Linked DNA regions of Mus musculus: region 1 is linked to region 2. Evidence: chromatin loops called from intact Hi-C (ENCODE). Cell type or tissue: left cerebral cortex. All regions are shown on one strand. Links, peaks and the distances in the headings refer to the core of each region. The heading gives the core; the rest is flanking DNA. Region 1 has its middle 9.7 kb from the start of Sptb. Region 2 holds the start of Zbtb25 (zinc finger and BTB domain containing 25).

Region 1 (11,702 bases), core at 1,745-9,744, 350 kb before region 2:
ATTTTTGGAAGGTTAATATACCCAGTTGCAGTAGTTTGAATATGTTTGGTCCAAAGAATGGCACCATTAGAAGGTGTGGCCTTGTTGGAGGAAGTGTGGCCTTGTTGGAGGAAGTGTGTCATTGTAGGGGTTGGCTTTGAGACCTTCCTCCTAGCTGCCTGAAGACACCTGGTTTCTTTTTGATGAACATGTTGAACTCTCAGCTCCTCTAGCATCATGCCTGCCTGGCCATTGCCATACTCTCTGCCATGATGATAACGAACTGGATCTCTGAACATGTAAGCCAGGCCCAATTAAATGTTGTCCTTTATAAGAGCTGCCTTGGTCATGTATTGCCTGAGCTTTTGTCCCCGCCGGCAAGAACACACTCGGGACAACCGGAATCTTCTGCGGCAAAAGCTTTATTGCTTACTTCTCAGGAAGACCCCGACCCCAGAAAATGGAGTCGCTTATATAGCCCTCAGCCATGGCGTTTCAGCACCTGATATGGCATGTCAGCTCCTGATTTGTTGCTCGCCCATCAACCCACTATTACGCCCCGAGATGGGCAGTGACTAAGAGTGAATTCACTCTCCCGCCCGCCTGCGTACAAGGCTTGTTTACTAGTTAGGCACAGCGAAGGCCAGCGGCATTGCTCGAGGCATGCACGGCTCTCCACAGTCATGGTGTCTCTTCACAGCAGTGGAAACCCTGATAAGATGCCAGATAACCTTCAGTGTGCTTTTGTTTGTAATTCCTTTCAGCATTCTGGTCATCTGAACTCACACCACAATTATTTATTTACCTCTGTTTATAGTTTTCTAAGCTTTTCCTAGTCCCCCGTCTCCAAATTCTCTCTGTTCCATGGGCTTCTAAACCCTTCGGTCAAGGGCAGTCGCAGCAAGGACTCCACCAGTCAGCTCACTTTGTATTAGCTTTTTGCTTATTTGACAATATCCTGAGATCAACAGCCTAAATGAGGAGAGCCTTGTCTTGGCTCATGGCCTCGGAGCTTTCAGCCCACGGACAGCTGGCTCCACTATGCCTAAGCCACATTCCCGTGGCAGCATGGGAACGTTATGGCGGAAGGGAATGTTGAAGGAAAACTGCTTGTGGTACTTCAACCTGGGTGTGGAGGAAATGGAGGGGAGGAAAGCCAGGAAGCCAGAGATAACTTATCCCCTCTAGTGATTCGGTTGCATGATCTGGCTACCTGTGACAGCACCAGCTGGTGATAGCCCTCAAAGAACCTACTTCCCATATCCTGTGGTATGATAATGACTTGTCCCTATCTTTCCATTCAAGCCACCAGACACATTGCTGCCAGATCCATCTCCTAAAACCTGGTTCCAGTCCTATCTATGCTTTGCCTAAAACTTTTCAGCCTTCAGCAGATTTCCTGTTGCTAACCAAATGAGGTAGGGGGTCTTCAGCAGGGTTTTCAAAGTCGGCCATACTATGGCTTCAGCTGACTTTTTCTGTCTTAAATTTCACAGCTTTTTTTTTTTAAAGAATTATTTATTTAATGATATGTATATGAATACACTTGTAGGTTTCTTCAGACACAACAGAAGAGGGTATCAGACCCCATTATAAATGGTTGTGAGCCATCATGTGCTTGCTGGGAATTGATCTCAGGCTAACCACTGAACTATCTCTCAAACCCAACTTTCACAGCTTTTGTTTTGTTTTGTTTTGTTTTGTTTTTCGAGACAGGGTTTCGCTGTGTAGCCCTGGCTGTCCTGGAACTCACTTTGTAGACCAGGCTGGCCTCAAACTCAGAAATCTGCCTGCCTCTGCCTCCCAAGTGCTGGGATTAAAGGAGAGTGCCACCACCATGCCCGGCTTTATTTGTAGCTTTTATATAAATGCATTTATGAGACTGATTCATCTCAGAACCAAACAGTACTAATATCTAATTCCTGCTAAGGTACAATGCTATGCATGGAGACAGGACTAGTCAATAAGTTCTTTGAATTACCTGTATCCACTTTTTTTTTTGATTTATTTATTTTTTTACTATATGTAAGTACACTGTAGCTGTCTTCAGACACACCAGAAGAGGGAGTCAGATCTCGTTACGGATGGTTGTGAGCCACCATGTGGTTGCCGGGATTTGAACTCAGGACCTTCAGAAGAGCAGTCGGGTGCTCTTACCTGTTGAGCCATCTCACCAGCCCCCCTGTATCCACTTTTGCTCACACCTCTAACCCTTTTCTATTAAGATGCACTAATTTTTTTACATTTGTGTGCATAGTGTGCATGTGCACATGTATGCATGTTGTCATGTTTGAGGGCATATGTGTGTGGGTACACATGCGTGCGGAGGCCTGAGGCTACTGTCCAGAATCATTCTTTTTGTTTGTTTGTTTTGTTTTGTTTTGTTTTTCAAGACAGGGTTTCTCTGTGTAGCCCTGGCTGTCCTGGAACTCACTTTGTAGACCAGGCTGGCCTCGAACTCAGAAATCTGCCTGCCTCTGTCTCCCAAGTGCTGGGATTAAAGGCGTGCACCACCACCGCCCGGCTCAGAATCCTTCTTGATCTAGAGTCTACCTTGTTCATTGAGGCAGGTTCTCTCAATCAAATCCAGAGCTCACAGGTATGGCTAGTCTCGATAGTAGCTTGCTCTAGGGGGATCTGTGGGGCAACCTCTCCCTTTGGAAGCTGAGAAGCACAGGCAAACCACCACAACTACCACCTATGTGGGTTCTGTATCTAAATTCCCACCCTCACAATTGTGTAGTAAATGCTTTAACCGCTACTGGCCCATCTCCCCAGACCCAGTGCTTTTATTTATTTAAGATTTATTTTTATTTTATGTGTATACGTGTTTTGCCTGCATGCATGTGAGTATGCCTCATGGGTGTGGTACCTGAGGGAGACATCAGATCCTCTGGAACTGGAATTATAGGAATTTAGCTGTTAGCCAAAAAGTGGGTGTTGAGAACTAAACCTGTAGGTGTCCCGCTGCAAGAGCATCCAAGGCCCTTGCTCATAACTGAGGAACCATCTCTCTAGTCCCAAATACTTTTTCTTTCTATTTTATTTATTTGGTTTTGTTTTGTTTTTGAGACACAGTCTCATTTTGTAGTCCTGGCTGGCCTAGAACTCATTATGTGGACCAGGCTACCCCAAGCACACAGCGATCCACCTGCCTCTCCCTCCTGTTTGCTAGGATTAAAGGTTCACCACTACCATGCCCAGACTACTTTTGTTTTCATTTTAGTGTCAGTTTCCATTTTAAGGCTACAGGAATGCTTTGTGCTAAAGCCCGTCATAGTGGCACATTGCTGTAATCCTGTACCTGGCAAGTAGCAGCGGGGGATTTTGAGTTCAAAACCAGCCTAGACTGCATAGCAAGATGAAACCAACAAACCAACCAACCAACCAAAGAAACAAACAAAATATTATTTGTTCACTACAAGTGTTAAAGGGGCAGGCTCTTACAATTTAACTTTAGTTCATTCACAGATTTTGGGGTGCTTATGGTTATATTAATATATGTTTACAGCAATGTAAATAAGTTGATGTATGGCTATTTTATCAATCAAGTGTTTTTGAGTAGCAAACATAGTTATGCGACTATACGTAAAACTACATATTTAAGTATAAACATCCATTCCTTCCTTCCTTCCCCAGGTAGAGAGTTCTCTGTAAGTGCTTCTAGCTTCCATCAGGGACTCATGGTGGCCATCACCCAGAAAAAAAAGTCATTCATTTTTCAGTTTTTAAGACAAGGTCTCAGCTCAAACTGGCCTTGATCTCATGGCAACCCTGTTCCTTCCAAGTCATGTAATTATAGCATGAGCCACCAGGCCTGGCAGTTCTTCTGAGCCCATAAATACATCTATGGAGGTGTTTCCACTCTGTGCAGGCTGACTACTTGGAAAGAAACCTTTGAAAGCCTCGGTAATTGTTCCACAACAAGATCAGCCGCAGATGGAATCTTTCAAGCTAGTTTCTAACGTGGTTTCCAAGTCTCTACCCCTGTCACACTTGTGCCAAGTCTTGCTGTTTGCTGGACAGAATGACATCACACAACTGCAAACAAGGGTGAATAAAGGCCTAACCCTCTCCCCACTACATCCCTTCCTCCTTTCCTCCCTTTAGCATTGAGAGCCTCTGCTGATTGCACAGGAGCTCAGTGTCCAAATTCTGAAACGAGCCCTTCCTCCTCTCATCAACACTCTGGTGGTTCCCACATTTTGAATTTAGGAAGAATAACATGGCTTCCAGTGGGACGAATCTCAGACCCTGGACATGTCAGCTTTGGAAGTGAACATTAGGAAAAGAGAGTGAGAGGTGACTGTCTAACTAATCATCAGAAATCTCCTTTTTGGTTAGCTTTCTGCAGTATCGCTCTCTTCCTCTCCCTTGCTGATTATTAATGATTTTTCTGTATCTTTTTCTCTCTTATTCCCTTTGGAGTTCAGTCCTCCCTGGTGCCTTAATTTAGTTAATGTTCTAATTAGTGCAAATTCCACTCCAGCAGATTCCCTGAGCTTTTACATCAGTGCTTTTTCCATATGATGAACTCCATTAACAAGACTCTGAATGTTCAAGACAAAGGAAGCAGTAATTTAATGCAATGGGTGCTACCTCATTTGCCCCGTCTTTCTGGTTCAGCTTTCTTGGCTACCATGGAGCCTCCTCAGCAGGTAATTTCATCAGTTAAGAATTGGGGCGCTGACACGAGGCTGATGCCTAGATAGACTCATCTTCTAGAAAGTTCCACATATCATCACTGTACATTAAAAAAAAAAAAAAAGACTTTTATACCAGGGAAAATATCACCCCTTAGGGGAAACAGTAATGCCAATTTCCCAGTAGTGATTTGATTTGTCCTGATGTTCTTTTTCTCAAATCTTCCAAATGTAACTAGACATGATCAGCCGTGTAGTACATAATCTAGACTATGGAATGAAAAGGCTAAGTGAACCACACAGACTATTTGACTTGACTATTTGGTTTTCTAGGCAGGGCTTCTTTATGTAGCCCTGGCTCTCTTGGAACTCACTCTGTAGACCAGGCTGTCCTCAAACTCAGAGATCTACCTGTCTCTGAGTCCTAAGTACTGGGACTAAAAGTGTCCACTGCCTGATATCTGTCCTGACACTTTTAAGTAGTGGTTTAAGCATTTTTAAGCCTTGATTGTACATTGAAGCCAGGTAGAGGGCTTCCAAACACTTGATATTTGGGTCTTCCCACCATAGATCCTAATGTTACAGGTGTGGGGTTCAACACAGGCAGTGGGAGACTTTATGAAGCTAATATAACTGTAGTAGGTTGGAGACCACCACTCTAAACATGGGCAGAATGGATCATCAGCCTCTGTGAACAGCATCATAATACTGTCAGGAGACAGTAGAGGGCAGAATTGACTTAAATTTATGTAGAGATAAATTGTCCTTGATAGGACACAGCAACTAATAATAAAGTAATTGTAATATTTATTATGTTGTGTGGTTGTCTTTTTGTAACAAATCTTTCTTTTATGACTAGAGCCAAGTTACTTTCTATATACAAGAATTTACTGGGGCCTCTTGGTGGCAGCTGATGCTCATCAATATATGTTATATATTGTATCACAGTTCTGAGAACGAAGGGCAACAGTTAATGATTAGGCAGGAATAGCAGGGGCAAAGCAGGATTGCCTGAGGCAAAGGGGATACTGTAACAAGGCTTTGCAAAGTAAACTGGAGTAAACAAATGAAAGCAACCTTACATAGTAATAGTTGACTATTAGACTCCCCAGTATTATTTCTGTGTGTGCCCATTTATCATCATTCACCATCATGGCATACACTATGAGCCACAGAGAGGAAACTTGAGACGTTTGTTTGTTTGTTTGTTTGTTTGTTTTTTGTTTTTTTGTTTTTTTGTTTTTGAGACAAAGTTTCTCATTGTAGCCCTGGCTGTCCTGAAACTCACTCTGTAGATCAGGCTGACCTCAAACTCCTCTGCCTGCCTCTGCCTCCCAAGTGCTGGGATTAAAGGCGTGTGCCATCACTGCCCCACGTTGGGACAGATTTTTAAGTGTTAGACATTGCACACGGCAGTTGAGAAAGCTGGTTCAGGATTTCTCTCGTAAGTAAAAAGTAAGATTTTTTTTAAACATCCTTCAGAGAGCAGGATGAGGCACACAGACAGTAAATCAGTAAAGATACTGTTTCTACTGCCTTTGACTTACATGGACTCTCTGTGTCCTGCTGTGAGTAGTACTTAGTACACAGGGCCAGCTGGCTTCCTGAGTTGCTGAGTCTGGCTCTTGGCAATTCTCCTTGGAGGCAAAGATTCTTCTCTAACTCTTGTGTAGTTACTCTGTGGAGCTGATGATCCCCAAAATGAACATACAGAAGGCCTGGTGCACTGGTGAACAGCAAACACTGTAGAACAAACAATTGAAGTCAGACACAAAGTGTCCCTCACAGCCCATCAGAAGCTTAGCCACAGACCTTTCATCCCTCAGAGATTTTTCTACAGGGTATTACAAGCACGTGTCACACTCTTTGAATGACAGCTACAGGAGTGGCTATATTTAACTAAGTCCCTGACACAATTTGTGTGTGCGCGTGTGGGGAGTGGTTATTCACCAATTTATTTTACTTTGGGTAAAAATTCTTTCACTATTTTGTATGTAGAAAGCTTGTTATTCCTTTGTTGACGTTTCGTATGTGAATTTCAGATTGGCTTAATCTACCTAGCCTCCAATAATTAGTTCTGCACGTTCATTCTTACTTGAGTGATAAGTGTAATTATCAAGATTGATTGGAGCGGAAGTGGTGGTGAACACATGTCTATAATTCTAGCACTTGGGAATTGGAAGCAGAAGGATTAGGAATTGTCTTCCTTAGGGTTTCTATTGCTGTAATTAAATACTATGACCAAAGCAACTTGGGGAGGAAAGGGTTTATTTGGCTTACACTTCCACAGCATCATCAAAAGTAAGTCAGGACAGGAATTCAAGCAGGGCAGGAACCTGCAGGCAGGAGCTGATGCGGAGGCTACGGAGCAGTGCTATTTACTGGCTTACTCCCTGTGGCTTGCTCAGCCTGCTTTCCTACAGAACCCAGGACCACCAGCTTGGGGTGGCACCCACAATGGGTTGGGTCCTCACCCATCAATCACTAATTAAGAAAATGCCTTAAAGGCTTGTCTACAGCCTAATTTTATGAAGGCATTTTGTCGGTTGAGGTTCTTCCCTTTCCAGTGACTCTAGCTGTGTCAAGTTGACATAAAATTAGCCAGCACAGGAGTTCAAGATCAGCCTTTACTACATGGTGAGTTTGAGGCTAGCCTGGACTAATTAAGAGTGTCTCAGAAAACAAAACCAACAAATAAACTAAGAAAAATTGCCAAGTAACTTTTGGAAACGTAAACAATTAAAGCATGGTAGTGAAGAAAACAAAGTTATAAAGATCATCCTGTCTTTACGGAGTTAGGACTGTGTCTTTCTATAGCCTCAGACTGGCTTTTGGGCCAGTCTCATAGCTTGACAGCTCATAGTGCAAGAGGAAGACAAGAGGTGAGGAGCAGACATGGGTCAAGCCACTCCCATCTCCCACATGATTGGTGATATCCCCAGTTGGAAAAATAGATAGGCTCTGCAGCTTTGTGTAACAGAAAAGAGGTTTTTACCTTTGTTTAAAAAACAAAACAAGGGCTGGTGAGATGGCTCAGTGGGTAAGAGCACCCGACTGCTCTTCTGAAGATCCAGAGTTCAAATCCCAGCAACCACATGGTGGCTCACAACCATCAGTAACGAGGTTTGACTCCCTCTTCTGGAGTGTCTGAAGACAGCTACAATGTACTTACATATAATAAATAAATAAATCTTTAAAACAAAACAAAACAAAAAACTATCTGAGTTATTGAGGAAAATACTCAGACATTTCTTTTGCAAGTTCACCAATACTTTGTTCTTGCCTAGCTTTCTGGCAAAACTTGTTTCCAAGAAAACATCTAACATATTTTGCTTAGTTTTTACTATATTTTCCCCAAATTGGAAATATCTGTTGATTTTTACAAAATAGTCTATGCCTATAAAACAAACACTATAGGAAAAGAAGAAGGAAATAAGAATTACTCTAAACCTATCATACAGGAATAAATTGATTTTTAGCAGCATTCTTATTGATATTAACTGTTTAATTTCTGTTTTCAAATTTTTATTCATTTTATTTTTTTCAAGACAAGGTTTCTCTGTACACAGGACTACAGTCCTGTCTTTCCTAGAACTTGTTCTTTAGGCAAGGCTGGCCTCAAACTCACAGAGATCTACCTGACTTTGTTTCAAGCAGAGCCAGGCCAGCCTGGTTTACAGAGTGAGTGTTACGACACAGAGAAACTTTGTCTTGAGAAAAAAAAAGATATTATTTGCATATGTGTGTGTGTGTGTGTGTGTGTGTGTGTGTATCTGTGTGTGTGTGTGTGAAAGTGTGTGCACACATGTGCATGGAAGCCAGAAGAGGGTGTGGAATCCCTTAGAGCTGGAGTTACAGGCATGTGAGTTGTGGCACATGGGTGCTGAATCCAGACACTGATCCTCATGACTGAGCAGCGAGTGCTTTTAACCCATAGGGCATCTCTCCAGCTCCTACTTGGAGCCCTTTTTAAAAAGTTCATAACGTATCATGACATTTCCCTTTTCTATTAATTATAAACCCACATCCTTGCTTAAATGAACATTTCTTTGTGTGTGTGTACATATATATATATATATGTATGTATATATATATATATATATGTGTGTGTGTGTGTGTATATATATATATATATATATATATATATATATATATATATATACCATAACTGGTTTTAAAAGGGAACTTCTATAGACCAATTAAATTTAGTAGAGTTCATCGTTGCAAAACACAACAAAATTGATCCACAAATCAGACAGCCGCAAGGACTAGAGAAGGTTCTGAGACTCTCAGCCCATGCTGTTAGCCATTAGTACAGGGATAGAAAACAACTTTCTGGCTACAGGAGAGTCAGTCAGCTAGACACCTGCTTGGTTTAACTGATTAATTTCTTACAAGACTTCCTGCAACCAGACAAAGACGTTCTGCTGTAATTCAACTCTCCATTGGTTAGAATGCTAGGACCAGTGCAAGTATCCACTCCACGATTACAGGCTTCCACATACTGTGTTTAACATCACTTTAACCAATTAAACAATAATGAATTTCTTTTTATTTCATGTATACTGGTATTTTACCTGCTTGTGTGCCTATGTGAGGATTCCCCTAGAGCTGGAGTTACAGACAGTGTGAGCTGCCATGTGGTTGCTGGGAATGGAATCAGAGTCCTCTGGAAGAACAGCCAGTGCTCTTAACCACTGAACCATCTCTCCAGCCCCCATTTTAACAAATTTTAATCTCAATTTTTAAAACTTTCTATTTTTGAAGAATATTGACATTGCATATACTTTTCCACTATTATTAACATCTTTATGATAAACATTTCATAAATTCTTTTGTTTTTTTTGAGACAGGATTTCTCTGTGTAGCCCTGGCTGTCCTGGAACTCACTGTGTAGACTAGGCTGGCCTCAAACTAATGGAGATCTGACTGCCTCTACCTCCTGAATGCTAGGATTAAAGGTGTGACCCACCACCACCCCAATTTATAAATTCTTAGTATATATGTACAATATTGGAAGCTCAATCAAGCTGAGAGTCCGCTGAGTCTAGGTGGTGGTTCAGTGTCATTATTTTGTGGCTGAGAAATTGAGAGCTTAAGGGCAGGCAGAGTGTTCTGAGTCTCCATCTATGGGTCTTTCAAGCCTACTCTGATACTGACTATAAGATTCTATTCAATAAGCTGCACGGCACATTTCTTTCTTATTCCTATACCCAAAGGTTATACTTTTAAAAATATTTATTTTATGTATACGAGTACACTGTAACTGTCTTCAGACACACCAGAAGAGGACATCCGTTCCCATTACAGATGGTTGCGAGCCACCATGTGGTTGCTGGGATTTGAACTCAGGACCTCTGGAAGGGCAGTCAGTGCTCTTAACCTCTGAGCCATCTCTCCAGCAGAAGGTTGTACTTTAAAAGCTAACTCCTTCCCAAGTTCAGTTTCCTCTGAAGGTTCGTTTTTATTTATGGAATAAAGAATTATAGTCTTTGGGATGTTAGCAGGAGGTCTATCAAGCTCCTGGAATCCTAAGAGGCAAACATCTACTTACTTCTGGCAGCACTTTGTGCAGGTGAAGCGCAGTCAAGAAGATAGGTAGTGATTGGGTCAGTGGTGGCATACAAATGCTTATTTATAGCTGGAAACCCATTCCAAGAGGAGGATCCACAGCTTTCAATTGGTTTGTCTGCAAGGGGGCAGCGCTGGATGCTGGATGAAGCAGATTTGGATAATTTCAGTGATGGTGGAAAAGGGTAAGCAGCAGAGTTGCCACTGTGCATGTGCTCAGCATAATTTGGGGCTAAATTCCTTCTTCCTTCCTTCCTTCCTTCCTTCCTTCCTTCCTTCCTTCCTTCCTTCCTTCCTTCCTTCCTTCCTCCCTCCCTCCCTCCCTCCCTCCCTCCCTCCCTCTCTCTCTCTCTCTCTTTCTTTCTTTCTTTCTTTCTTTTTTAAAGATTTATTTATTCATTTTTATGTATGTGAGTACATGGTTGCTGTCTTCAGACACACCAGAAGAGGGCATCAGATCCCATTTCAGATGGCTGTGAACCACCATGTGGTTTCTGAGACTTGAACTCAGGACCTCTCCAAGAACAGTCAGTGTTGTTAACCGCTGGGCCATCTCTCCAGCCACCAGGGCTAAATTCTTGAATGAGTTCAAGTAGGAGACAATAAATCCTGCTAATTTAAGTCTCAAAGCCACACATGACTCAACATCTATAATTTTAGCACATTGGGAGCCGAGGCAGGAGGACTGCTATGAGCTCCAGGCCAGTCTGGCAGTCTGGAATGCAGAGTGAGACACTGTCTCAAAAACCAAACCAAACCAAACCAACCAAAAAACCCAACATGTGTTACCAGTTCCTGAAGAAACGACCCAAATAAGCTTGAGATTTGGAGTTTGTGTTGTCTTTGGGAAATTACTTAAATTCTGAGATTCTTGACCCAGCAATGAAGATAACCATAGCAATTTACTTCATGAAATAAAGTGAAAACATTTGATAGGAAGAAAATAATAACTTTTTAAAAACAGAACTTGCCAATAAAAATGAAAAAAAATCAGGGGTTCTAGCAAGAACCAATTATATTCTGTATGCATTCTATAAAATACATCATGTCTAAGCTGAATTATAGTTTCTTATAGACTCCAAAATATTGAAGAAATATTCAAACAGAAGCTGAGCAGCTGTAGAAATAACCCACAGAATAGAGAGGGAAATTAATTTGCAGAGGTAATGGAGCTTTTTATTGCCGATTCTTTCCAAACTTTATTGAAAATTTCCCAAAGGTCTTGGTTAATATTATGAAAAAAAAAGAAAGAAAGAAAAACCTGTGATTTTGGTAACTGCTCACTTGCAAACAAAACAATTAGCAAAACCATTTATGTTGGCAACAATTATCACATACACAGAAAATTGTTTAATTAGTTGAATTGTTAGAATGGTAGCTTGTCATTCCTTATAATAAACTCAATTGCAATTTCTTTAAATTTATTTATTTGATGCGTACAAATGTGTTGCCTCCATGACTGGCCTGGGTCCTCTTTAAGAATAGAAAGTGCCCTCACCTGCTGAGCCC
Region 2 (11,702 bases), core at 1,152-9,151:
TTTATCAGGGAATCGACTTCACAGCTCATCCACCTTGACTACACCAGGCTAAGTAGCTTTGTGATGACTATACAGGACAAAACATCAGTATACTTAGAAATCTACCTTAAATATGTAAGCTGCCAAATGTGGGTGGAATTCAGACACCCCACCCCCACCCCCCCCACCAGGCCTTCCCATACCATAACTTAAAACAACTCTCCTTAATGCCCACCGCTCCTGGAATTTCCTTCCCATCAAGTCTCTCTCTCTCTCTCTCTCTCTCTCTCTCTCTCTCTCTCTCTCTCTCTCTCAGCTTTGGGTGCTGATCGATCATGAGGAACCCACACCATCACAAGAAGGCACAGGGATGTCTTGGCAGTGGTCTCTGTGGCAAGTGTACCTACTCATTCCCAATGATGAGTGAGCTAAGCTCTCTCCACTGGAAGGGTTTGTTTTAATGAGTGTAGTCTGCATAAAGCAATCGGATAAGAGATTGCAAATCTGCTAAGGGCGAGAAGTCCTCCAAGGTGAACCGCATGAGGTCTAACCTAAGCATACAAACTTTCCCATGTTACTAAGTTATAGAGTATGACGTCAGCTTGATGCAAGCCCCCCCCCCCCAATCTGGAAATTCTCATCAATCTGAGTTATGAGAAGAAAGCATGAGCCTGTGAAGGGGCACAGGCCAGGGTGAGGCACACAGAGCAAGATGCTCCAATGCTGCCTTCACGGTTTTAAACAAGGAATTGATTGTTCGCCCTGATTACCTCTGGGGAGTGGGAGTCAGAGTGACTTTCAGTTTTGTATTTTATGTACTTTAGTATAGTCTGAACTTTTATAAAGAGCATCCGCTTTTATCATTGAAAAGGTATTTCCACTTTGAGAAAAACAGGCATAAATAACTTAACAGACTCACATAAAAAGATGAATGAACAGCAAAGCATTTTCATTATTTTATCACCAGAGGCACTACCACAAGAAACTATCAAAAAATACTTCAGAGACCTAAGTGAACTTCAAGCACATGTTTTACATATTTAACCCTCCCAAGACAAGAGACTGCAGCCTAAAAACATTTATTTTTCTGCATTCTAACACAACTCCCCTCCCCTTTTAGGCAAAGTCTGTGACCTGTCTAGAGAAGAACAGGCCTTTAAAAAAATAAAATAAAAAAGAAGGCAGTGGGCTGGTGAGATGGCTCAGTGGGTAAGAGCACCCGACTGCTCTTCCGAAGGTCCGAAGTTCAAATCCCAGCAACCACATGGTGGCTCACAACCATCCATAACGAGATCTGACGCCCTCTTCTGGAGTGTCTGAAGACAGCTACAGTGTACTTACATATAATAAATAAATAAATCTTTAAAAAAAAAAAAAAAAAAAAAAAAAAAAAAAAGGCAGTAACATTTTTTTCCTGAATGGTGTTACAAGGAACACTGGGCACTTTGAAAAGGCCCCCAATTGTACTGACAAAAGTGGAGGGAGGAGTGTGGAGGAATGAGGAAGCAGAAGGTACAAACATTTGGCAGCTACTATGACATAGAAACACACAGTCCTGAGCAGGACTGGCAGCACAAACCTGTAATCCTAGCACTGTGGCTGCAGAAGCAGGCACATCCCTCAAGAGGTTGAGGCCAGCTTGGTCTACAAGAGTGAGACCCTGCTTCACAAAAACAAAAACCCCACAAGGTCAGAAGGCTGGGGTGGAGGTGCAGGCCCGTTATCCCACCACTAGGTGAGAGGTTGAAGCAGGAGGACCAAAAGCTAAGGCTGGCCCCAGACCAAACAGTGAGACTCTAGCTTTAAAATACAAAACAAAACAAAACAAAAAAACCCCATAAAACAGCCGTCAAGGTGATCCATGCTTTTAATCCTGACATCCAGGAGGCAGAGACAGGTGTATTTCTGCCTTTGAGGCTAGCCTGGTCTACAGAGTGAGTTCCAGGATAGCCAGGGATACACTGAAAAACACTTGTCTGGAAACACCAAAAACCAAGTTACAAGATCAGGAAGCTGTGCTCGTGGCCTGGTTAAAATGGGTTCTTTCCTGACAACGACACAGCAGCAGTGGTGCAAACCAGCAGGCATAATGTTAGGAACTGGAAGAACACAGCCAGCTGGAAAGACTGCTCAACCAGGTCTACTCAACAGCATGAAAACTGAGGCTTTGGGTTTTTAAATTTTAATTTCTAATGATGTGTATGTATGTGGGGGGAGGGGTGTGCACATGAGTACAATTGTTCTAGAGTCCAGAGCTCCCTGGAAATGAAGTTACAGGTAGTTGTGAGCTGCTTGGGATGGGTGCTGGGAGTCAAACTTAGTTCTTCTTGAAGGAAAGGCAAGTGCCCTTCACCCCTGAACTATCTCTCCAGCCCTGAGTTTTGTTTTTTGAAAAAAAGGTCTCGCTATGTATGCCAGGTCCAGGTTAGCCTCAAACTCTTGATCCAACCTCTTGAAGTGCTGGGATTATAGACGTGCACAACCACACCCTATAAAACTTGCTGTCAACGGAGAAATTCTGGTGTTAAAATGAGTGCAAGTGGCTGGAACACAGCACTGTACCGCAGAACTTCTAAGCCTTAACCTTTGGAAAAGCACTGCACTGCACCTCGGCTGCGTTAGGTCCGTCTGTTTCTTTAAGAGGAAGAAACCCCATGCAGCTACCAATGCCACTCAGTATTACTGAGACTTTAGGGGATAGTGATTCAAAAGGGAAGTTTTACAGTTCTAGGCAACTGACCATCCATCCATCATTTGGGCTTCAGCCTCTTGTACCTTCATTCTTTCCATTTCTCCAGATCATATCCATTTGAGGTGACAAAATTCCAGAGAACCTATTTTATACCTTTTAAAAAACATGGTTGCTTTAAAACAGTCATAAGAACTACATCGATTTCCCCAGTCGACTTCAGGGTGCCTCAAACTTCGGCTCAAGAAATTCTAAGTGGTCTTGGAAAGCCTCAGAACAAGCCTATCACCCCAAAATTTAGGATTTCCTGAGGCAGGAGAATTATATCCAAGCGATCCTGGGCTACCTAGCCAGACCTTGTCTCAAAACGGGGTGGGGGTCGGGGGGAAATGCTTGGAACGCTTTGTGGATTCCAGTGTCAAAGGGGAAAATGTTGCCGCAGCGATTCATACTGTACGGAAATACAGTCTGACCAGTGGAGAATCTACATGTACCGTCACAGCGACATTCGATTTGGGAACATGATCACACACATACAAAACCCTATCCCCAGAAAACAAGGACTTTCATTAACCTGTTCTAGACCCGTCCGAGTTGGAAAATGTCTTGTCAAGCCCTCAGATCACGTGGACGAGTGGCTAAGGTGGAAAGGGAGCCTGGGAGCGGCGGCTGAGCCCAGATCCACGCCTGCACGCTTCAGCAGCAAGGACTCCAGATCGCCACCCAACTAGCTCACCGCCTCCACCAGAACTTCTACTTGTAAGCGCCCACCACTGGAGGCAAAAAGCACTTTCTTCTCGGGACTCGGGGGGCGGGGGGGAGGATCTCGTACACAGAAAACCCCCCAAACCCCCGAGACCTACCACTTTGGACCCGAACAAAAAGCGTGTGTGCTGAGGAGCGGGGGTGGGAAAGAGCGAAGCAGGAATCCGCGCGGCCCAGCCGCCTCCTCCCTCGGAGCGCGCCCAAGTCTGCGGCCTCCGGCTCCGGGACGCTCCCCTCCCACCGGCCGCCCAGCCGCAGCTGGAAGTTAGCGAAGCGCGCTCTGGGCCCGTCAATCAAGCGCGGCCTCCCGCCTCCACCTCCCCTCCCCCCACCCCCCCAGCACAAAATAAAATAAAGGGAAAAGAAGTAATTTGGGAAGTCGTCTGGAGAGGGGATTCGTCCGGAACCCGGAGAGGCCGCGCGCACCGGACTGACGGCCGGCCCCGAGCGAAGCCGCTCGGCAGACCCCCGCCACCGGCTCCTCGCCGCGCGCTTTCCACGCTCCGGCTCCCCGCACCGGTCGGCGCCGCCTCGGCCACGCACTCCGCCAGGCCCGTGGCCCAGCTTCGGCCAAAGTTGCGCAAATGGCCCCGACGACTGGCAGCTACTCACCGGGCGCGGTGGGACGCGCGGCTGCGGAGGTTTTATGGAGTTGAGGGCAGCGGAGCCGCTGGGAAGGCGGGCGGAGGCGAGGGGCTGCGGGCTGCAGTTGACGGCGCGCGGCGCTCGGCTGGGCTGCGCCGAGACACTCCGGGCTCTGCCAGGGACTGCGCTGCAACAAAGGACTTCCGCTGCCGCACAGCCGCGCCTGCCGCACCGCACTGAGCCGGCCCCGCTTACGCGGCGACTCCGGGTCTGCCCACCAGTTCGCGGCGGCGTCCGCCAGCCTTCCCCTCCCTCTCGCCCGCCCACCCACTCCGCCGCTGGCGGCTAGGGGCACCCGCGGTCGCCTGTTGGTTGCAACAAGTTTCTGCGTCGGGCCGGGGAGGCTGGCACTGCCCGCAGCGCGGGCGCCCGGGCGGCGGCGGCTGGAGCAGCACTGTCGCCCCTCTCCCCGGAGTCGGCTTGGCCCTCCTCCTGTTTGCACAGCTGGACGCCACTGGGATCCTCCCGACTCCCCCAGGGCTGGATGCCGATCGCCCTCTACCCAGATGTCAGACCCCTGTCCCGCAGGGCCCCGCAGTTGGACCCGCCCCCGCGCTCCACCCTGGACGCCTGGAGGGGGGGGTGACACTCTCGTCCCGTCCAGCCTAAAGCCTGTCCGCTCGGGGTCCTCCGTGCCCCCCGACTCCTCTTCGCGTGGGCCCGCCAGCCTCGGGCCTGAGTCACTTCCCCCGCCATGCCCCGCCCGGCCCGCCTCCCTCCCTGGCTCCCGCCGCATGTGGCTGCCTGCCCCGCGCCCTCGTCCCCCTCCCGCGCCAGACGCCGGTGCATCCTTGCCCGTCCCCACCCAGGGCCGAGGGGGCACCCGTGGTTTTTTTTTGTTTTTTGGGTTTTTTTTTTTTTTTTTTTTTTGCACACGCCGGGGAAAGTTCCCAGGTCACGCCAAGACGTGTGGGGAGCCAGTGACGCTCGAACTTGTCCCCACACTTCCGCCTCCAGTCACGACTGGGGACCGTGGCAGAGGCGCGCCCGGAGCGCGGGGCCGACCCCCGCCTTGGCCACTCGGGCGGGCAGGCAGGCGCGCGCGCACGCACGCACGCACGCAGGCAGGCACGCACACTAGCCGGGGTGCCGCTCGCTTCCCGGCAGTCCGGTCACGTGGGCCGGGCGCGGGAAGCCGCGCGAGAGCAGCCCGCCGGGTGCGTGAGCGGGCGCAGCCGCGTGGTGTGCGCCGCGCGGGAGCCCGCCCCTCCCGCACAGAGAAGCCCGCCCGCCAGTCCGCCGCCGCGGCGGAGTCTGGGTAAGCAACGCGGCCCTGCCCCTGTGGGCTGCTCCGGGCTCAGTCCCTCCCGCCGCGAGCCGCCCGGGCGGCGGCTGCAGCTGCACCCGTCGCGGGACAGATGCAAGTAGCCGGGGAGAGGGGTGCTGTTTTTGGTCCGTTGGAGATGTCAGTCAGGGCCCAAGGAGGACATTAGCAACGGCGAGCGAGTGCTGGGCGCGCGGAGCCGCCCCTGGCCGTGGGCCGCCGGGGCCTAACGCGGGCGGGATGGCGCGCGCGATTGCCGCACAGCCTTAGAGCCCATTCCCGCTGCGGGCCGGGCTCCGAGCGGGCGCAGAAGCCTCAATCCGTCTGTGTCAGCCGGGTCCTGGGCGGCCGCGTCAGGCCTCCAGGCTCTAGCAAGTGGGCGGGTGTCCAGATCGGGCTGCGCAGCCCTCACTCTCCCCTCCCCCATCCAGTTTGTGAGTACCTAGCATCTAGGGCAAGTAGCCCCCTACCCTAATAATTAATTTTTCTCTTAGCCCAGTGGTTTTTCATTTTGAATTCTGGCCCCCATCTTATATCATCGTCTCCCTAGCACTCATTTGGAGGAATCAAGCCGTTATCAGTTGCTTAGGTAACGCACTGCGCTGTACCTGGAACCTGATAGCAGCTAGTGTTGTGTGTTTTATAAATTAACTCCCATCTCCCTCTAAGGGATTAAAGTTGGCCTTCTTCCTCGAGGGACTCCAGCAAGTCCTTCAAAAGCTGCAGAGCTGTCGATTGACAGAATTGAAGTACATCTTAGAATCAGAGTTTTTCAGCTGAAAAGGACCTTAAATATCGAGTCCATCCCTCATTTCACAGCTAACACCCGGCCTAAGAAGCAGAGTGTTGCCCGATCAAAGTTTCTGCACCTTTCATAATTAGCCTCAGGACTGCAGTGCCAGTTTATCCTGCTTTGGACAGTGTATACTCCAGAAGTGATTAAAATTACATCAGGTTTACAGGACTTCTCAAGTTGATAGCCCAGGCTAGTGTAGAAGTAGCAATGGATCTTAGGTCGGGCTCTCACTCGCAGGAACTAAGAGTGTATGCCCCCTGGTCTGGCCACGTGTCTCGGCCTTAGGTTTAGGCATCATTCTTGAAGCAACCTAGATATAGGTACATAGCCACTGCCTGACTTGGGGGTGGGATGAGTAGGTGTGAAATAGTCAAGATGGCTGGGATTCAGTTAGGGAGCAATGAGACATCCTGGGTGGTCAGCAAGAAGACCCCCACCTACCCCACCACACACTAGACTGTCATGCCCAGTACTATAATAAGCTGTAAGGAGTTTCCAGTCAGGTTTAGTTTTGTGTGCTAACCTTTGCCGGCAGTTTTAATAACTGAATTCCCTAAAAGGGTAGTATTGTCTTGTTATAAATATGTTTTAAGTCGGCAGAAGTGAGTGAGCCAGAGAGGTATACCTGACTGTGGTGACAAGAGTAGTTGGCAAAGGAATGTGAGTCTCAATCACTTATCTTCCAAGCCTAGTCAGTGCTCTTTCGCATTACATCTTGCTCCCCAGGAAGGGGGTGAGAGAATCGCCTGTGGCTGATTTATTGGCGCCTGTGGTTGCTCAGAGAGGCCAGGCAGGACTTTCAGCTGCCCTCTATGCCTTACAAAGTGGAGCTATGTACTTCCACCCGATCTCCTGAGGGGAATGCAAAGGAGCCAGGCTGTCTAGCTGAGGAGGAGGGGCCTGAGCGGCTTGGCAGTAAAATCTCCTAGCACGCTGGGAAGTGCAGCATAGTGCCTAACCTACCGCTGACCCAAAGTGATTTATTCCCTGCAAGCTGCTGGTGGTATCTGACCAATTTGTCCATTTTTGAAGTAAGAGCTAGGAAAGAGTTGGCGAACTGTCAGAGTTCCTATAGAAAAGCAGTGCAGGTGCTCTTATTTTGATGAATTGTAAAGTAGCCCTACACCACTTCCTGTGCCCCCTTTCTGCTTGTTTATCCCACAGAGCAAGTGCATCTGAGTCCTTAGAGAAAGCCAAAAAGAAAATAGTTGATAGTAGTTACCTCTACCAGCGATGGAATTGGATCCTTTGATCTCCACTTCATGCCAGTTAGATTCCTCAGCCACTGCTTCTTCCTTTAGTCTGTCGAGATGGCTCATCAGTTGAGAGCGCTTACTGTGCATATAGACAACCCAGGTTTGGCTTCCAGCGCCCATGTGGCTCTTAACTTGAAATAACTCCAGTTCCTGGAAACGGATTCCTTCTGGTTTCCACAGGCTCCTGCGTACATATGGTATGCCTGAATTCATGCAAGTACACATAGAATATGTTTTGCCAGGCATAGTAGTGCACACCTTTTAGATCCCAGTACTTGGGAGACAGAGTTCAAGGCCAGTTTGGTCTACATAGTAAGTTCCAGGACAGCCAGAGCTACATAGTGAGCCCTGTCTCACCACCCCACTCACTCACCCACCCCCAAAAGAAAGTGGAGGAAAAAGACAGTACTCAAAGCTAACATGAAATTTCATGATTAGTTCATTTTAATTGTACTTGGTTGTATTCTGGGGATCAAACCTGCCATCTTGAGAATGCCAGACAAAGCCTCTACTACTGGGCTATATTATATCCCCACCCGTTGTTAGGTTTCTGTTCTCATTTTATTGGGCCTTTTTTTCTTCTATTAAATTAACCTTAAGAAAAGTGTATATTATTAAGGTTTTGAGATTTTGTAATTAATTGCTTTTGTAGATACAGATCAAAACCAATGTTTAATTCTGAAACAGCAGGCTTTTTAGGCAGAGGGTATTATTTAGTCTGTGCTAGAAGTGTGTTCATGGAGCTGTTATTCTCTGGCAGAGAAGATGGTAGCTCACTCACACAGCAGCTCAGTCACTTGCCCGCTGCACTCTGGGTCTCCTCTAGTTTTGCCCTCTTTCACTTTCCCTGGCCTGTGAGGACCTCTTTTACTCTTGTTAGATGTAGTCTTTAGAATAAATCAAGAAGACTCTTGTCTCTTTCGTATTAAGTTTTTTATTTCTAAGTTTTATTGGCCTAGTGCTTTATCAGACAGACAGGCACACACACACAGAGGATGGAAAAGGCTGTCTGCCCACAGACCAGGGCTCCAGACTATCCTATTGAAGATTTCTAGAATGTAACTGCCCTTTCCTGTGTCATCCATCACGTCTTCTCTAACATTGTCTGTGAATGGGTTCCTGGCAGGTTTGATCTGTGCCTGTATTTTCAGATTTGGCAGTTCCTGTATCATTTTTAGACATTATGGAAATCAATTTAAAAGGGTCTAAGAATAAGTGGTTCTTTTTCCTAGATACTTTTCACCAGAAAGTTTGGAAATGGTGTGGCCCTTCCTGGCCTCTAACCACTCTACTAGTGCATTAGTTTAGCACATTTCTGTTTCTTTTCTTTGAGGGGTGTGTGTTTGTGTGTGTGGATCTGAGGTCAGAGGTTGACCTTGGGTGTCTTCCTTACTGAAGGTGGGGCTCACTGATTCATGTAACCTGGCTAAGCCAGTGAGCTCCAGGGATTTGCTTTGGGATGGGGGTGAGTACAGGGAGGGCCCTTCCCCCAAGTCTCCTGTTTGTTTTCTTTTTGAGATAGGGTTTTCTAAGTTCAGGCCTCAAACTTCTATGAGCTGGAATTACAGGTATGCAACAGTATGTCTAATTACTTAGATTCCTTAAACCACCTAAAATTGTAGTTTAAAGTCACATTTACAATAATCATTGATATTTATTTATCTACTATAATGAACACAATTCTTTGGGATACTTATGCGATAGTAAACATTCTTCCATACTTGTTGGGAATTATGGTATACGCTTATGATCCCTCTATTCAGGAGCTTGAGGCAAGAGAACATAGACTTCAGTTCAGCCTGGGCTACAAAGTAAATTCTAGGTCAGACTAGGTTATTGTGGGATCTCGTCTCACAAATAAAACCAGATCAACTGTCACACATCCACAATCATCAAAAAATACCATTTTACAAATACCAGCTACACTTGTGGGAAGCCTTTTATCAGGTAGCACTGGAGACCTTTTAACTTGTGTATTTCTAGCCATGAGTAAGTAGTTCATAAAAGCTTGACATTCCTCTGCCAGCTTTCCTATCTTTTACTGATAATTGATTATAAAGTCCGTTAAAGATGCTTACGGTGTGAGAGAATGAAGAGCTGAGTATTCTAGGCTGTTCTGCTGCTGATCTGAGAATGCAAGCCAACCAAAAAGAGTTTCTAAACAGTCCAAGATGTTGAATATCATGCTAACTAAATTATAAACTTGTTTCATCTTAGTTTGAACTAATCCAGAGCTAATTTACTGCGATCTAGAAAGTAAATAACGCTTTTATAATCTCATAGCTATCAATACTAAGCCTATTATAAATATTACTTGGGGGTGAGGGTGTGGTGCTTAGATGGGAAGGATATTATGATGATACAAATACCTTGTATACATGTATGAAATTCTCAGAATAAAATATTAAAAATACTAATTTGATAATAAAAATGTTTTTAAAGTTTTTAAACTCTTTGCTTTTCTAAATAATGAAGGGTGATTTTTTTTTTAATTCTTTTCTGCAACCTACTTTACATCTTTTTTTTTCCTACCAAAAATCTTTTCTGTTAATTTTTTTTGTTTGGTTTTTATTAGATAGGCTCAGGCCAACCAGCCTTGAACTCACTCTGTGTAGCCTTGGCTTACATTGAATTTTCAGCAATCCTCCTGCTTCAGTTTCACAAGTGCTAAGACTACAAGTATATACTACCATGTCTGTCTTCCAACCAGATTTTATTATTTTATGTATATGGGTGTTTTGCCCTCATGTATGTCTTGTTACCATGTGTGTCTTTGAAAATTGGATTGGCAGAAGGGTTAGCAGTGGTTGTTTCTGTTTTTATGGTTTTGGTGGCACAGTGGGTGACTAAAACTGGGGTAACTGTTGCTAGAAGAAAAAGGGCAGAGCACACAACATGCAGCTGGAAAGTGGGGGAGATGCTCAACAAATGGTTTGTTGGGGTGATGTGTAATACTCTGAATCTTGTCATCACTGAGTTGGACATGTTTACCACGGCCTCCAAAGAGCACACCTAGAGCCAAACCCCACAATCAAGGAGCAGAACTTGGAAGTGTTAAGTTCAGCCAAGTTAATTATAAAAACAAAAACATCACTGTTGGAGGAATATTACTGCAGAGTCTCTTACGTTATTCACAGCGTATTTTATGTGTATGAGTGCTTTGCATGTATGTGTGTACCATGTGCATGCCTGGTATCCATGAAGTCCAGAGGAGCGCATCTGAGCCCCCTGGAACTGAAGTTAGAAAAGGTGGTGAGTTTCTGTGTGGGTCCTGGGAGCTGAACCCAGGTCTTCTACAAGAGCAGTTAGCTCTTCAACCACCAAGCCATCTCAGCAGCCCCTCATCATAGGCTTTAGTATATAAATGACTAGATAGGAGAAAAAAAACAAAGACCAGGAGGCCATCACCCTAGTCAATGAAGATCAATGAAGTTTGACCCCACAGTGACACAAAAGTTAGTAGACCAAAGATGTAAAATAAGGCTGTAAGCAAATAGGAAGTCTCAGCCTGGAAAAGGCTTCCAGTAAAAGGAATGACACCAAGGCCTAGGAGGGCATGGTGGCCAGGTTGGAGTTCAGCTCCTTCCTGGGAAATTCTGCCACAAGTACCTGAAGATGGAGGCGAGGTATCATGTTGGAGAGATTTGAAGCGAGAGGTTAAATAGTTTTACACCTGAAAATAAAAGATATGGAATCTCGCCAGGCAGTGGTGGTACACGCCTTTAATCCCAGCACTTGGGAGGCAGAGGCAGGCAGGTTTCTGAGTTGGAGGCCAGCCTGGTCTACAAAGTGAGTTCCAGGACAGCCAGGGCTACACAGAGAAACCCTGTCTTGAAAAACCAAAAAAAACCCCTGGAATCTCATGGAGTGGGTTTAACCACTTAGAGAAGGCAGGCTCTCAAGAGATTCTGAGGATAGATAAATGGAAACTAAAGAGGAAGGAGTTACTGTGTTCGAATGTTCCTTACATAGCTTAATCCTGTTAGTATTTTAGGTCCCCTTTCCCTTTCTGTATGAACTGACTTCGTAGTTCGTGAGTTAACGGATTCCCCACCCTCAGTCCCTCCAGCTAACTCCCTGGTTAATCTGGAGTGGCTTCTGCCTCTAAGAGGTCTCACCTTCCACCCAGAGCTCTTCCTGAGGTCTCCAGCTTCCTCGGGGCCCCACCCTGACCGTACCTCCTATTTTGTTGCCTCTACCCTGAAAGGTCGTCTTGAATCAGAAAGTTGGCCTCAGCTACTTCCCTGCACTTGTAGGACGTCACCTGCTCTCCTGGTCACCTGCGTTCCCCCTCTCAGGGTTCTGCAT

What was found. A loop is a pair of places that touch in the nucleus more often than their neighbours do. Peaks named below come from ENCODE experiments on the same cell type or tissue, not always from the same donor. Only the 100,000 strongest peaks of a DNase experiment are listed, where the experiment ranks them.
Region 1: a loop joins it to region 2, with 2.0 times the contacts of the local background. A loop is called at or near these places in 1 of 42 quality-filtered maps.

The regions. Positions count from the first base shown.
Region 1 is chr12:76,714,427-76,726,128 of GRCm38, reverse strand. No RefSeq gene overlaps it. Among named protein-coding and RNA genes, the nearest start is that of Sptb, 9.7 kb to the right of the region's middle. In left cerebral cortex, for the core only: CTCF peaks have their summits at 3,813 and 5,347 (motif pointing right); a DNase peak (open chromatin) is centred at 3,862.
Region 2 is chr12:76,363,074-76,374,775 of GRCm38, reverse strand. It overlaps Zbtb25 (zinc finger and BTB domain containing 25), which reads left to right and starts at 5,216. Exons shown (of 3, transcript NM_028356.2): 1 at 5,216-5,336. Zbtb1 (zinc finger and BTB domain containing 1) reads right to left here and starts at 4,256. Exons shown (of 2, transcript NM_178744.3): 1 at 4,046-4,256. In left cerebral cortex, for the core only: CTCF peaks have their summits at 1,700, 3,438 and 4,361; DNase peaks (open chromatin) are centred at 5,675, 6,391, 7,001, 7,543 and 4 more places; H3K4me3 peaks cover 4,996 bases; H3K27ac peaks cover 3,643 bases.